3 separate regions of the Mus musculus genome follow, and all the other regions are linked to region 1. A link is a loop called in an ENCODE intact Hi-C map of the cell type or tissue named here. Cell type or tissue: left cerebral cortex. All regions are shown on one strand.

Region 1 (2,500 bases):
TGTGTGTCTGTCTGTCTGTATGTGTGTGTGTAAGAATACAAAGGCAGCTTACCCCACTGAGCACATAGACACACAGAGTATAGACCATGCCAATGGTGGCTGTCCCTACAAGGCAAAGGAGAAACCTGATGGCATCCCTGTAGAGCTTGAAGTTCATGGGCTTCGGGTACAGGATGGATCTCACGAGGTCCCCCTTTGCAGTGTTGAATCCTGAAATAACAAACAGATGTCCCACACTTTCAGGATAACAAACCTTACTGCTGGTAAGCTAAACATCTACATTGCCTTGGTTTTTGCTAGAGCAGTGTTTCTCAACCTGTGGGTCACAATCTCTTTTGGCAAACCTCTGTCTCCAGAAGTCTTGACATTACAATTCTTAACAGTAGCAAAATTACAGTTATAAATTAGCAGTGAAATAACTTTATGGTTGGGAGGTCACCACAACGTGAGGAACTGTATTAAGTGGCCGTAGCATTAGAAAGGTTGAGAACCACCACTCTCAAGAGTCTAAACCTGAATCTTAAACCTAAACACAATGTTAGATAACTAGAACAGTGCATCAGGGTAGACAGGAATAGCATCACCTTCCTCAGAGCCTAGTACTCTCCCTGGCTTTCTTCCCCCTCTACTTCCAGGTTCAGTGCATACCAGAGATGGGAGCCATACTCCGGGCAGAGCACAAGTTACTTTTAAAGACGTGGCTGGTGAATGTGCTCTCACACACATATAGGATCCTTTGCTGGAGTAAAATGAAGAGGCCCGGTAAAAACTGATGCACTCATTTTTCTAATAGCTTTTACTACTACGTTTTTAGTTTCATCCTTCCTACATGGAATGAACTTGGGATTCTGCTCAGAAATGCTGAGTTTCTGGCCCAGCTTTCTCAGGTATTAGCTTATCATTCTGCAACTGTCCACTTGGCTTATGTAGTTTCAGACTCTTTGTGTACACAATGGGGGTGGGGGAGGCAATAAGCATCTTTACTGCTGGCTCAGTCTCCAGAAAGAGTTTATAAACTGCAAAGCACATAAACAGTGGTTATTGCAATATGTGCCGCTATATTTACTGAGATGCACAGGCCACCGTCAATCAGCAAGTCAACATTTAAAATACACAGACTTACATGTATTTGTGGTGCTATCCAATGGTTGATCCTGGCCCAATACATTTAAGGTAATGGGCACACTAAGTGGGCAGGCATCATTACAAACGACCTACCCAGAAGATGCTCACCTGTCTGCAGGACCACGGCTCTTACAGCCCCAGAGCCAGCTGCCTTGGCCTGGATCACCTCCGTACCACAGAAGAGAACATGCCGCCTGGGATCTGCTTCAGACTGCATCTTCCAGGGCACAGAACTAGCTGTCTGGGATAGTGGAGTTTTAGTGACAGGAATGCTTTCTCCTGTAGGAAAAAAAATCAATCTTACTTTGTGGGGTGGAGTGCCTTTCCTGTGCAAATCACTCCTACACTCTCATGTGTCACAGAACATCAGCAGGAACCTACTATGACCGCAAAGCAGCCTAGGCATTGGGAACAAGACAAGCAAAGGTGCTGGTTGTGGAGAGCTCTGTATTTCAGAAGGGGAGAGCAACATGTAACCAAATATGTAAAATGTCATATTATAAATACTATATTATTTTAGGTTAAACATAGACATTCAAGTAGGTTGGAGAAAGACATTTATAAAAGAGCAAGCTGTGTAGTTGTAGAGTGTGGGATGTAGGGAGAGCGAAGCCATAAGGCCTAGGCAGATGCTCCATCATAGAGAACCCAAGTGTGATGCAGCTAAATGTTTAATTTTTTTCTGTAGGCCCTGGTATCAGGTGTCAGGGAGATGGTTAGCTGCTTCAGTTTCTAGAATAATTACAGTTACTTGTAAGACAAAATTCTCTGCCCAGGATACAAGAAATGAGTTAAAGTCTCGTGAAGGTAGTAGGTGGATGGCTAGCTGGGAAGTGACAACAAAAGTCATAGCTGAAGGTGATGAGACTGGAAATAAAGCAGATCAAGTGGCAGTAGAGAGGGTGTTCAAGGAATAGGAAGGTTAAGATGATACAAAAGTCAAGGGAGTTTTGTACCAGCCAATCACAAAGTAGAGGAGAAACCCAAAACAGCTTCCTGGTCCCTGGCTTGGAGCCTGAGCAGAGGGCAGGCCACAGTAATGAAATAAAGTAAGGATTCTAAGAAGATCAGAAGTTGCCTTCGGGTCGCTGTGGACTGGAGCTCACTGTGGAAGAACCACATTGAAAGGCCTGTGCACGGTGGATAACTATTAGGACCTGGTGATTGTATGAGGCCTTCAATTAGGACATTTGGTCAGAGATCACCAGCTTGTATGCGGTAATTAAAGCCAGGGTGGGGGGAGAGAGAGAGAGAGAGAGAGAGAGAGAGAGAGAGAGAGAGAGAGAGAGAGAGAGAGAGAGAGAAGAAGAAGAAGGAGGAGGAGGAGGAGGAGGAGGAGGAGGAGGAGGAGGAGGAGGAGGAGGAGGAGGAGGAG
Region 2 (2,500 bases), 100 kb after region 1:
ATCAAGATATCAATACAATTTCTATTGATCTTGGAACCGTTTATATCTGACAAACGGAAATAGTAAGTTAATAAGTTGTTAGTGAAGAAAGTGCAAGGAGAAAGGGTTGGGTTCCAGGCCTCAAGCAACCAGTCTTCAGCTATGCAAATCTTACCATCCTCCACCCCAACCCCACTCACACTGGCTGCACGTCCTGGTCTCTAACAAAGACCATGAGATGTGCAGGCTTTGAACTTAAGCTAGATAGTGCTTGTATCCTGGTTAGTTAGCACCAGCATGGCCCAAGGAATCAGCTCACCTCTATCAGCTGCAAGCTTTTTCCTTGGAACTACAGCAGGGGTTCTCAACCTGTGGGTCACGACCCCTCTGGGGATCAAATGACCTTTCTTCAAGGATCGCATAGCGTGTATTCTGCATATCAGATATTTACATTATGCTTCATAACTGTAGCAAAAGCAGTTGTGTAGTAGCAAGGAAAAAAATTGATTTTGAGAGTCACCCCAACATGAGGAACTTTGTTAAAGGGTTTCGGCACTAGGAAGGTTACACAAAAGGATATGTCTCCCCTCGGAATAGTTGATGAATGAAATGAGATGTTATATATGATATACAGACTGCTTAGCACAGTGGCAGCCATGTAGGAACTCTCTGCTGTGGTAGCTCTTAGCACTAAAAATGAACGAAACTTTGCCAGACACAGCTGAAAAAGCAAAGCATAAAATATGCCCATAAGTCCATGCTGATGTCAATAATACTGCACATAAACAGGTGACGAGAGTGGATAAATCCATCCAGAGGAGCTCCAGATAAGCCAGGTGGTGCCCCTTCAAGGACAGCACAACTCTATTTCTTCCTGTGATCTGTACATAGTGACTCTCTCCCAAACAGTATAAAATATAGGTCGGTGGAGAAGCCTGCCAAGAGTTTCTCAGCGAAGCGATCAAGGTTAGAAGTCAAAACTGTTATGTCATGCAGATAAGTCAGAAAGAATAGCCCTTTGTTCTTTGATGATCTGTGCTCCAAATCCCAGAATGCTGTGCAAGTCAGGCAAATGCAAACCGAACGCTAGTGTGTGAAGTATCCAATCGAAGTCACCAAGATCGGCAGGAACACAGAGGAGCTGAGAAAATGTTACAGTTTGCCTGGGGCCAAAGGAAAAGCACAGCAAGGCAGTGTGCTGCGGTCAGCTGGACGGGCATTCGCTTTCAAAGGCCAAACAGATAGAGGCGTTTAGTTAGTATTACCTTATCAGGACTGGCTCGTTACTGGTGCTGACCGTGCTATAAGATAGCAACAGGACAGACTGGGAGTCCACAGGAACACTCTGAACTATCTTTATCACTTCTTTTTAGAAAGACTAAAACTATTCTTATTAATTATTAAACAACAAGTTTAGCTAAATGCCTCATGGATAGGATGCACCGTTACAGTAACTACAGTATAACTCGTTAAAACAACCAGACTGGTGCCAATGTGAGCACATAGGTTTAGATTTGCCTTAAAGACTCGGGTTTTTTAGCCAACGGTTTACTGAGATAACTTCGCCCCCTAGTGGCATAATGCTCCATCTACATTTTGTGACTAAACTTCCCATAGACTTCCTTTAAAAAAAAAATTTTTTTTTTCAATATATACTCGGAACCTGTGGTCTGCTGGGACCACACTGCAGTTTGTTCTATGCAGGAACCTTATTTTCATGAGTGGTTTCTAAAGAAGCCAGACTAGGCACACGTCTATGCACAAAAGGGATTTTGGCAGTGAGGTACCCTGGCTCCACAGAACAATTTGACAATGTCAGCAAACTTGACGTTGATTGTGTATCTGTCTTTTAAAAAAAATTTCTACCTCTTGAAATTTCCATAAAATATGGGAACAGAAAAGGTGTGTCCTATGACATTTGTGTTTTCTTCTCCTTCATGATTTACAGAAAACTTTATTGGTTTCTGTATGCATACCCACATAGATATGACCTTATATATTTAAAGGGTCAATCTTGTGAAAATGGGAGGAGACTACATTTAATGTTTAGACTTATGTAGATGCTACTTTCTGTACAATATTAGCTCAAGACCTGAAACAGGGATACTTTTTTCCAGAGTTGACAGCACAACTACAGTTTCCAAAACTTCAAGTAGTATGCATATGTATACATTTATATAAAAGACCATCCAGGCTGGAGAGATGGCTCAGGGGTTAAGAGCACGGACTGCTCTTCCAGGCATCCTGAGTTCAATTCCCAGCATCCACATGTTGGCTTACAACTGTCTATAACAGAATCTGAGGCCTTCTTCTGCTGTGTCTGAAGACAGAGACAGTGTACTCATGTACATAAAATAAATAAAATCTTTTTTAAAAGACCAGCCATAGCAGCATACTATCCATCAATAGCAGAAACAACCTTCCTAGGTTCTTCAGTAATTTGAACAACATTGAGGACGACACACCAGTAAAAAGTTTAAAAAGAAAAAAGGGACAAACCAACAAAATCCCAGAAAACAGT
Region 3 (2,500 bases), 83 kb after region 1:
GTGGTGTAAGGCTCCTACCTTTGTTTAACAGTAACAGCTCATGAGCCCCCAAAATCATTCCTGCTCAAAACATTTCCACATTGATGCTCTCAGTTAGTCCTCCTAGAACCCCGTGAGACAGATAGGCTAGAAAGGACCACTCCTTTTTTATAGATAAGGAAACTGAGGCTTGAACAGACAAGTGGCTAGTCCAAGGCCAGAGCAGGAACTCTAGACCCCGTTGGAGGCCTTTCTAGCAGTGTCTGGTTAAGCTTTCTCTAATGGACACTTTCTTATCCTCTGGCAGGGTTTTCCTTCCTTCGGTGTCTTATTTTTGCTTGATGGCAATATTCAGGTAACCTACAATTGCTCTATAGCTCCTGCTTCTTCAGTTCTAGACTGAAAGATAATTCTAGCCATTCTCAGTTCTTTTATATGAGAGCTAAATCCCAGATTGTTAAGTTTGTATTGAAATTTGAAGCCATTTCTATCATTAGAAGAATTACAGTTGGAAATACCCACATTTGTGGTGTTACAAAGAATCTGCAAACACTTTGGTATGTCACATTTTTAGACAACGTTAGCTTTCTAAAAGGGATTAGCTTACAAGTCAGAGGAGACAAATCTACTAAGCAAATAAATGTAAAATCTATAAAACAGCAAACCTTAGGGGAGCTAAGATCAGACATTCTCCTTAGCCTTACTTTCTTAGGAGAAGAAATATGTTCTATTAAAAATATAGTGTCCCCAGTAAGAAAAAGGCATCAGTGGACAGCTTTCAGACACAGAGACACAGGTCAACCTACTTAGCCTAACATATGCGATGCTCCAGCTCTTAGACTGCGGCAACCTTGGATAAGTGCCTTGGAAATGCCTCTCCTCATCAACCCCACCGGGCTATGGTGGAAACTAAATAACCATGAAAACACATTGTATACCATCACGCAAAACAAAAATAAATGATAGATAGATAGATAGATAGATAGATAGATAGATAGATAGATAGATAGATAGATAGATAGGTAGATAGGTAGATAGGTAGATAGATAGATAAACAGACAGATAGATATGATACACAACTTTTGAAGTTTACCACCACAAGAGAGGACCAGTGTAGCAAGAAACACAGTGCAGTACCAGGCAGGTAGCCAGGATTCAGCAGTCGTCGTAACAGGACAAGGAGCGAATACTAATGCTGCACCTCTGCTGAGCCTACTCAGATTTGGTGAGTCAAATCTGTCCCTTCCCCATCCAAGGCACTCAACTGAGCCTCCAGCTGAATACAAAACCGGGCTGACCCCTGATGTCGTTGGTGGTTCTGTAACAAAGATGAACTAGTATAGTAGCAAGACTGCCTCACCTAGAGCATTCATTAGGCTAGGGAGGAGGGAGCAAGCCTTCAAGAATATAGGAGACTCATAATGGTATTTCAGATAAGATGAAGAGAGAGGGGAAAGTATGTGATTACAAATGAGAAAGGAAGAGAGCATGCAAGAAGTCCCTGCCTTCTGGTAAATGCATTCAACATTAGGACCCAACTTCAGTCTCTCAAGGAAATACTTAGGAAGCATGAGTCAACATGAGGCCAGGAAGTCATTTGTGGTGACATTTGGTTAGAGTCTTGAAAGCAACTGTTATTGATAGTTACATCTGAAAGAAGGAAAGACAAGGTTAAGAAAGCCAGCTGAATTAAGGCACCCATTAGTCCTTTATAATATTTTTTTCCAGAGCTTTGATAGATGGGATCTATTCCAGAATGTCAAAAAGAAAAAAAAAAAGTTGTTGCTATAGAAACAGGTAAGCAGATTAAACTTGAAAGACCAGTTTTAGAACAAAGAATTTAATAGTCAGGACTTGAGCAATTAACCAAGAAAACATTTCAAGTAAATATCTTTCGGGTTTGTTATTTGTATATTAATTCGAGGAAGGTAAAATGCTATTATAGAGAGAGCTTCACACTCTCACATTTTAATTGCATCATTACTGGCATAAGGCTATGCTTACACAATTAGCACAAAGACCTTATTACACAGAACTGCACATCTCTGACTCTCTCTTGATTACATTGTAATTGAGAAATATCACTTTGGATTCACCAAGAACAGACTCATCTTTGGTTTTCTTACAGAGCTCAAGATTCCGGGGAACGTCTCAAATGAAACAGATGATGAAGCTCGCAGTTTTCTGCAACCAGTCCCTACAGCAGTGACTCTTTTGATGAAATGAAATGAGTGGAGGCTGATAATTGTTAATATTTGTGTTATGTGTCTTCCCTTCTGAGCAGTCCCAACAAGATTGTGAGAAGCAAAGACCCAGCATGCAGCTGCCTTGACTTTCGCGTTCAGTTCTTCCACCCAGAGAAAACTCTAGTCTTCTCACAGACCTGTTGAAATGGGAGTTATGGACATAACTTCCCATACAGTCAGAGACTCAAAACTTAATCACCAGACAACTCTGTGTTCCTCTCCCCTTCTGTCTTACTTCCAATGAAAACAATCTTGATGAAAATGAATACAATGTG

What was found. Hi-C counts contacts between places; a loop is a spot of excess contacts. Peaks named below come from ENCODE experiments on the same cell type or tissue, not always from the same donor. Only the 100,000 strongest peaks of a DNase experiment are listed, where the experiment ranks them.
Region 2: a loop joins it to region 1, with 3 times the contacts of the local background. A loop is called at or near these places in 23 of 42 quality-filtered maps.
Region 3: it touches region 1 in a loop (2.3-fold over the local background); 11 of 42 quality-filtered maps call a loop at or near these places.

Annotation. Positions count from the first base shown.
Region 1 is chr16:29,455,315-29,457,814 of GRCm38, forward strand. Atp13a4 (ATPase type 13A4) reads right to left here. Exons shown (of 30, transcript NM_001164612.1): 10 at 1,234-1,404; 11 at 53-210. Among named protein-coding and RNA genes, the nearest start is that of Atp13a5, 78 kb to the left of the region's middle. In left cerebral cortex, no CTCF peak of the experiment used is centred here; DNase peaks (open chromatin) are centred at 1,512 and 1,717; H3K27ac peaks cover 210 bases.
Region 2 is chr16:29,559,501-29,562,000 of GRCm38, forward strand. No RefSeq gene overlaps it. Among named protein-coding and RNA genes, the nearest start is that of Opa1, 19 kb to the right of the region's middle. In left cerebral cortex, a CTCF peak has its summit at 1,557 (motif pointing left); DNase peaks (open chromatin) are centred at 1,099 and 1,526; H3K4me3 peaks cover 434 bases.
Region 3 is chr16:29,538,565-29,541,064 of GRCm38, forward strand. The region is part of intron 1 of Atp13a4 (ATPase type 13A4); the gene reads right to left. Among named protein-coding and RNA genes, the nearest start is that of Atp13a4, 1.7 kb to the right of the region's middle. In left cerebral cortex, no CTCF peak of the experiment used is centred here; a DNase peak (open chromatin) is centred at 1,147; H3K4me3 peaks cover 795 bases; H3K27ac peaks cover 643 bases.